Regions from separate parts of the Mus musculus genome. Here region 2 is linked to region 1. The links are chromatin loops, found by intact Hi-C in ENCODE. Cell type or tissue: gastrocnemius. All regions are shown on one strand. Region 1 has its middle 220 kb from the start of Gm40302. Region 2 has its middle 12 kb from the start of Ppargc1a.

The links. Peaks named below come from ENCODE experiments on the same cell type or tissue, not always from the same donor. Only the 100,000 strongest peaks of a DNase experiment are listed, where the experiment ranks them.
Region 2: it touches region 1 in a loop (2.3-fold over the local background); 1 of 42 quality-filtered maps calls a loop at or near these places.

The regions. Positions count from the first base shown.
Region 1 is chr5:51,906,628-51,910,627 of GRCm38, forward strand. It overlaps a transcript of Ppargc1a not described here. Among named protein-coding and RNA genes, the nearest start is that of Gm40302, 220 kb to the right of the region's middle. In gastrocnemius, a CTCF peak has its summit at 2,355; no DNase peak of the experiment used is centred here; H3K4me3 peaks cover 252 bases; H3K27ac peaks cover 885 bases.
Region 2 is chr5:51,564,059-51,568,058 of GRCm38, forward strand. It overlaps a transcript of Ppargc1a not described here. Among named protein-coding and RNA genes, the nearest start is that of Ppargc1a, 12 kb to the left of the region's middle. In gastrocnemius, a CTCF peak has its summit at 1,794 (motif pointing right); a DNase peak (open chromatin) is centred at 1,783; H3K4me3 peaks cover 543 bases; H3K27ac peaks cover 714 bases.

The DNA of each region.
Region 1 (4,000 bases):
GAAAGCAAAACCGTTCTAAAATTTCCCAGATTTTGAGAAAGGTTTGCAATACACTAGACTAAACAGTTTCTTTACAGCTCTGGTCATCTTTAACAACACCAAATACTGTCATGTTCTGTGATGTAAACATGACCGCAGGGCAGGCTTTCTCTGAGTGGTGTGTGGGGGGGTGACTGTTAAAAACCCTGACTCCCAAGTCCCTTCCCGGATCTATTGAATCAGAACCTCTGGGTTAAGGGGCAGGAATCATTCCAATTTAAGAACCACAGCCTTAGGGGATGTACAGGCTTTTGACCCTGCTTAACACTCCCAGATACAGCAGGACTCTTGTTCTCAGGCCTGCTTTTCATGCTTTTTCCAACCTCTCCCACCCTTCAACTTGACAGCTCTCTCTTTTCACTGCCAACCGACATGGCTGGATGAATATCTCCAATTTCTTCTTCTACCAACTAATGTCATGATGTCTAAAATGTTTTTTTTTTTTTTTTTTTTCTGTAGCTGTAGCACACTTTCTTGCAAACTGTTAGCAGATGCCCACAATGAAGCATCTTATCTCAGGGCTGTTTTATGGGCCTGAGAGAACCACCAGGGTGTCCCTCCCTAGTCCGTGGTCTCCATCAACACAACCTTCCCCACATCCTTGGCTAAGAACAGTGGAATAGGTGTCTGGCACATCTGATCATACTTTGTGACAGATACCTTATTTTTAACATCTGGTCAAGGCTATCAGAAAAGGGGGAAGAGAAGTCATATTAATTAGTTGGTGTCGTCCAAAACCATAGTATAACTATTTCAGTTTAAGACTATATCCCTAATTTACAGCAGAGCCACTGTGGTGTGTTTGAAAAGTCACCTCTTACAGTGAATATTCCTACTGTGGGAAACAGTGATCTCTGTACTAATAATTACACTACCATCTACTTTTGAAAGGCTCGCGTGAAAACTAAGTCAGGGGAATTTGTCTTAAAAAAAAAATCTCCTCTGTAGAAGAGAATGTCACAGTATCCCAGAAAAATCTTCTAACCTTTAAGTTTTAGTTATCTTATATTGACCACGTTCTTAGGATGTTGGTATGCTATCTAAAAATAAGATTTAAGAAGTAGGTTTTAAACTGTGGGTTTTTTTTTTTAATTGTAAGAAAAGTTCTTTTAATGTTGCTATTGACTTTCTTTCCAACACTGATAAGTTTGAAACACAGAATTTAGGAGGTAAATTCGACATTATGGATATGAAGTCAAAAGGTGGAAAGGTCGTTTGGAAGCTACGATGTGATGGGAAGATGTCAATGTTGGTAATCAGAGCAAGGTTCACAGTTGTATATGCAGAAAAAAGACACAATATCAGCAGGTTGGTAGACACGGGTTAGAAGTCTCTTTGGGGGCTAGTCTGTCAACTTCCGTAGGTTTCAAGTTCTTCAAAAGAAAGGGGGCAAGGGAGTTTATACATATATACAACTAAAGTTCAGTCAGACATGAACAAGAATGAAGCCACTGGATTCAACCAGATGTGGGTCACGGTGAAGGACATGAAGCATTGAAGGCTTGAAGAAAGACTAAGGAAGCACTTATCTGATCCTTAGGGTGACAGTCACTTTAGTAGTCTAGTAGCTATGCACCTCACTTGCCTAGGGCTTACCCTAGAAGCCAACAAAAGCAAATACATCTATACTCACAAACTGCCCGTGGCAACCACTCCTGACTCCTTAAAGCCAAATTTGCTGGTGTCATTCACCCAGTGAGTCCACTTGGTGCTATGTAAGTACCCAGTGATAGAAATCTGCTCTGTGCTCCTACACCGATCTGAATTCCAAACCAATGGGTAAGAAGCCAGACTGTATGTTTATGAGAAACAAGATACACAGGAGATAGGCCAGTTCCTGCCATCGAAAATATCTCTGCTATTCACTAGGCGCCATTTTGAAATATTTTTTGTTCCCGTCGTGATCATTATAGATGTATAGATGTTTCTGCCTATTTCCCAATTCGATTGAACTATTGCAAGTCAAGAGTTCATACTACCTAATCTTTGTTTCTTTGACATCTAGGAGAGAGTGGTACCTGAGGAGTCAACAAATATTTCTTGAATGGTGGATCCTAAGTCTCTTTATTCACTTTTCCTCCAGGATTTGCTATAGTTCGCATAGATATGAAGCCTTAACCTAGAGTGCCTGATTACCATAGCCACTGTCTATTAGAGACTTATGTTATACCTGTGCTTCCTAAGGTCTTTCCATATATTAACTCAAATAGACCTCACACCAAGATGTGACTAGTAAACTTCTCCTTTTACGAGTAAGCAAAAAAGAAAAGGCTATTTTTATCAGTCACACAAAAAGAAGCCATACCAGATTTGACCTCCAGGAGGCTCCACTGAGCTACCACCCAAGGACACACAGAATGGAGCTTCCTGAGTTGAACACGTTCAGGTCACTTCATCTAAATATCACCAAGGGGACTTTCAGAGAAGCAATTCGCAACCCGCCTGCCCTGGGCAAGCAGGTCAGACTTTGGGACTTCCTGTTTCAATTCACCTTTCTAAATCCAACGGACTAAAAATAACCACAAGGGACGAGTCTCCAGAACCGCAACAGGAGCTGCAAAACACTGCAGAGGACATGTCCGGGAGAGAATGGTCCTCGCATTTGAAAATACTGCCTGTGCTTTTCAGCATCAGCAAGTTGTGTGTTGTGACGAGGAAACCAAGTTTCCAATTATTGGAATTCCATAGTGTATTTAGTTATGCAATTATCTTACTGTATTAACAAACGCTAAAGCACAGCCGCGGTTGCTTGAGACTCAGGCAATTTTTGGAAGAACAAAATTTATTCTTTCCCTTAGTTGATTACTTCTCAGGAGTCCATCCGTTCCTCTGGATTATAGAAATGATTCTATTTTTGAACTGCTTCATTCAGAAATATAAAGCAAGCCAGACCCTCACTGTTTGCCAATCCAAATTTAACCCCAGTACAAACTAAACATATTTCGTCGAGGGGTGGGGTTGGGGGGAGAAATGTCCACAAAATTCACATCATTTTCTCCCATGAACTGCTTCAGGCTCTTTTTCTCTTTTGAAATTCCAATGACTATAGTGTAAATAGAAATTTTAAAAAGTGGTTGTACAAATTGCATGCTTTCAGTGATGTGAACACAAATGCATTTCTGTTCATTTGCTTAATAAGAATTTATCCCCACAAAGTTCATAAATCAGGCTGTAAAGCCTGGAGCACACCATCAAAACATCAAAAATAGGTGTTCTCTGATGCCTCCGTTGCTACAGCAAATGTGAAATGCAATCATGCGAAATTAAACATTCCATACGTCTTCTATTCATTCTCTAACTCTCTCCCTATACTCCAAATAGGCTATCACACTTTGAGTTTAAGGGGACAGAAAGGGAATCAAATTTCTTGTTTCTGGAAGCATTTACAAGTAATAGGTCTTTTCATTTAGAGCTTTTCAGCTAAGAATCACCAGGCTGTTTACACATAAAACATAATTAACCCATACAGTCTGCTACATCCCTGCCTAACAGGAACTCTCCCTGATGATGAAGAGGAGAGCTGTTCTTATATTTTCTCAGCCTGAATGTGGTCCAGGTTTTTAGAGGTGATGTCTCATTTCCTTGTGTGTGACTAAGAGGTATCATCTCACAGAGGAAAACCCGGCCCTTCCTTCCCAAAAGGTAACAATAGAAGACAGACTCTGGACTCTGATACTTTCCCTTTTGAAATTAGTCACAGAACGGGTGAGATAAGCCATATTATTTGCCTCTGCTTTGGTTTGGGAGTGGTAAGATTTGGGATCGTAACAGTTCCTATGCCACAGGACAGCTGGGATATGATGAGATATAATTCACTTGTTTTAGCATCCAGCCTTAGCAGTGTTAGCAGTTATTATCAAGCCACTTACCTATGACACCTGAAAGTTCTATCACAATGACCTCACGAGAGTCTCACCATCTTCCCACAAAGCACTGGAAGTATATGCTATTACTCCAAATC
Region 2 (4,000 bases), 340 kb before region 1:
TAAACCACTCAGAAAATGAGGAGTGAGACAGAGAATCAAGAAACTAGAAACAAAAAGCCTGATGTCTAGGGTTTGTTTATTCCACCTTGGACAAACCACTTAGCTTCCTAAATCTTTGTTTGTTTATTTGTTTGTTGTTTGTTTATGGATGTGATTAAGTGCTATATACATGTACTTCTTAAGTAACAAAAAGATTAATTTTTCCAAATCAAATATTTTAGTACATTTACCTTTGGCTCAAAATGCATTGTTAAAGGGTGACATTTGACTTAGTTTGAAAATGTCTTCTCCTTCTCCAGAAAAAGAGCCCAGAGAATCATGCTTTGTAGATCTGTGAGCGCTCAAATGAGTATCAGCATCATCCATACAAATTCCAATGAAGATATCTATTTGATATGGTTGGCACTAGGTTTAAATGAGGTATTTATTGGTCCTGTGACTAGCATATACATATAATCAATAATAATAATACCTATTATTCATGTACAAATATCTGAAAAATCAATTAAATATCAAGTAAAAGTAGAGTTTGATTTTTTTTGCCTTGCTTCCTCATCTAAATGAAAGAATAAAAAGAGGAATGAAGGGATGGAGGGTGTATCAAGCTGCAGAAGACAGCCCAGCCAAGCTGTGGTCACATCTTGTCTTAAACTGAGTTTCTCTGAATGCCTCAGTAACACAGTTGATAGGAATGCAGAGTGCCTGTTGAGTTCTCTGCTCAATGGAAGAAAAGGAAAACAAAACAGAGCAAAAACAAAACAAACAAAAAAAGTTTTTTGTTTTTTTTTTTTTTTTTTTTTTTTTTTTAAGATAAAAGTACTATAATATGCCAGGTGGTAGTTGCGCACGCCTTTAATCCCAGCACTTGGGAGGCAAAGGCAGGTGGATTTCCAAATTCAAGGCCAGTCTGGTCTACAAAGTTAGTTCCAGGACAGCCAGGGCTCTGCAGAGAAACCCTGTCTTTAAAAAAACCAAACCAAAAAAAAAAAAAAAAAGTGCTAAAATATTTTAAAATATTTGATTTGGAAACCTGACCCAGCTTTGCCTCTGAAGAGACCATTTGTTTCCAACCTTCAAGCAGGCCACAAAAGTACTTGAGTCCAAGACTTTCAAGAACATTTTTAGTAAGAAGCAACCAAAAACTGCACAAAACCTGACAAGAGATCATGAGTTTGCCAATGTGGAAACCTCAGGAATGTTGATGATGTGTGAATCACACATGGAAGGTAGGGAGGAGAGCAGTGGCAGGATATCAGAACAGTACAGGGCAAAGACAGGTTTGCCCCCAGCAGGCTATCAATGAGGTTGTCTTAGCATCATTCACAATGGTGGAAAATCTCTTATCAATCACACAGTTACTTTTGCAATTGATAAAAGGACACAAGCGGATCTTACTATATTTTGTTTTCCATGTTGTGAGCTTTAGGTTTTCAAAATTGAAATATTCCATGAAATGGGCCTATGATTTCCAGCCCGGTGTAAGGAACCGAATATGGATTATCTCGTTAATAATTTACAGATTACATTTTGATAAAATATTTTGGATGTACCCTGTTAAATAAAAGATCTTATTAAAATTAAATGTATCTTTTTGAAAAGCAGTTACTAGAAATTTTTGAATTACATGTGTGATGTGTATAATATCCCTCTTCAATGGTGCAAACCTTTTATTTAGTCTTCAGGTTATATCAGAGATGAAAAATCAAATCAGTGAATTATGTGGGAATAGGGACTTGGGGAAATAAAAAGGAACAGCTGAGCATGGCCGCAGCATCACTGCACAACTCCAGGGGGCGCCACACCTATTAATTAGCCTTGGAAGACTCATCCCCAACACTGCTCAGTGCTTGAATTTATTAAATGCTACATAATCTATCCTTCCTCAAAATCATTAGGAATCCCTTCAACAATCTCCCTGGGGCAAGCCTATAAATCTTTTTAGCACCTTCTGCACCTTTTTCCAAATACATACATAATAATAAGATGCAAATGTAAAAGCTTTACCCAGGATTCTGAAAGTAGGACTGTGCAAACTAGAACTGATCATGTTGTAAAACTCTGTTTGGATGCAGAAGATGGCCAAAGCTCACTAAGTACACACAGTGTGGCGATATACACAGCATGCAAGGTTCTCCAGACGACAGCTTTTGTGTCTTCACAGGCTATCATTCTCTTTAGTCATAAAATGCACCCGCCTCTCCCTTCCAAGGTGGTGGTGGTGGGGTGGTGAAGCCTGTTGCTACATCTATAATATAGCTTTAGTTTTTTATGCCAAAAATGATTCAGTAAACAGAGTTATGCTACAGTCTACTATTTCTTATTCGGTAGTCAAATTAATCTCTGAGCAGTGCTGGCATTAATTCAACTTGATGTCTGTACTTAGGATTTCACATAGGTGCCTTCATCCAATTCTTCTCAACTAATAAAACCTTAATTCATGGTAATATATTTACTTCTAGTTGAGTTCATGTTGAGGAGTGCAGTACTTTACAGAAAACTAATTAATATCAATCATATATTATAACACTTTTAATGGTTCAGGGGGAAATTCTGTGCTAGAGGTAAGATTAGATGAACAGAGGGGACTTAGCCCATCATAGTTACTCTATTTTTAGGACTTGAGCCTAAGACAGCGGCATCATTTCAGACATAAATGTAATTGAAATTGCACATCATAGAAAGGCTGGGAATTAAGAACTGTGGGACTGGTCCCCACGACATTGATCTGGCATGGCCCAAGAATGTAATTCATACCCTCAGACTATTTTCCTACCTATTTTGTATAATAGCTGTATAATTTGCAAGTTGGTAAAGATATTCAAATTCAGATTCATGGCACTATTAAAATAATAAACTACTTCACTAATGGCAAGCCTTCTGCAATTGTGGGCAACCATTCTATATTTATGCAATGTTTGAGTAATGATGATGGGGTCATATTTCCTGAGATTGTACATACAGTCAGCAGGAGACCTGATGTGTGCGACTCTGACTATGACACAAATGATACCCCCTGGAGTCATGCAATATAGTGGCCCTCACATCTCTTTAAGGAGTTATATTTAAAAGATCTAATTCTTTGCAGCCACAAAAAAAAAAAAAAAAAAAAAAAAAAAAGCTTAAGTGCTGAGTTATACACTTCCAAACAAACATCCTAAAAACAAACAAAATCAAAATGCAATCTATTGCCTCAAATGCACATTGATAATTTTCAATCGTTCTTGCTTATAGAATTCATTTGCTCTGTAACAATTTCTTTATACTCATGCAAAGAATGCTAGACTGCAGTTTAATCTCTTTTTGTCTCTTCAGTAAAAAATGTAAAAAAAAAAAATACAAAAAGGCAAGGGATTATAGCCTGGGGGGGAGTACTTGACAGCCACGCATGATGCCCTAGGATCATATCCTCCTATTGCAAAACAACAACAACAATAATAACAGCATGCACATACAGTCTCCTGATCTTATGTCATTTTTAAAAATCATCCCTGTCGTTAGATATGAGACAAACCCCTACATACCAGCAGCATAGTGGGTCTGAGGTGTGGAGAGAATGCCTCCGGTTACTCACTTTCAAAATTGAATCCATGGATGACAATCCCAACATCCATGTCACTCATTCTGCTGGAGTGCAGATACTCCTATGGACAGTCCAGACAGGACTCACAACAGGGGCTTGCACCAGCTACGTTTTAATTCACTGGAGCTCAGTGACGTGGGAGGGCACCTGGGAGTCACTGCTCAATGAATTCCACAATAGGACACAAATGTGAAACCCGATCTCAGCCAGATATGGACGTAAGAGCAAATATGTACAGTATCATGTGCTTTCCAACAGCCCAAGTCTCGAGGGAGCTCTCTGACATCAGCAGTTGAGACAGGTGGTTCCCTTTCCAACTGTGGAAAATAAAACCCTAGTACAGAGGCACTAGGTAAATATAGCAGTACTGTAATTTTTCCTTGGTACACTCTCCCTGTGATTTCTATCCTGTGGCGATAC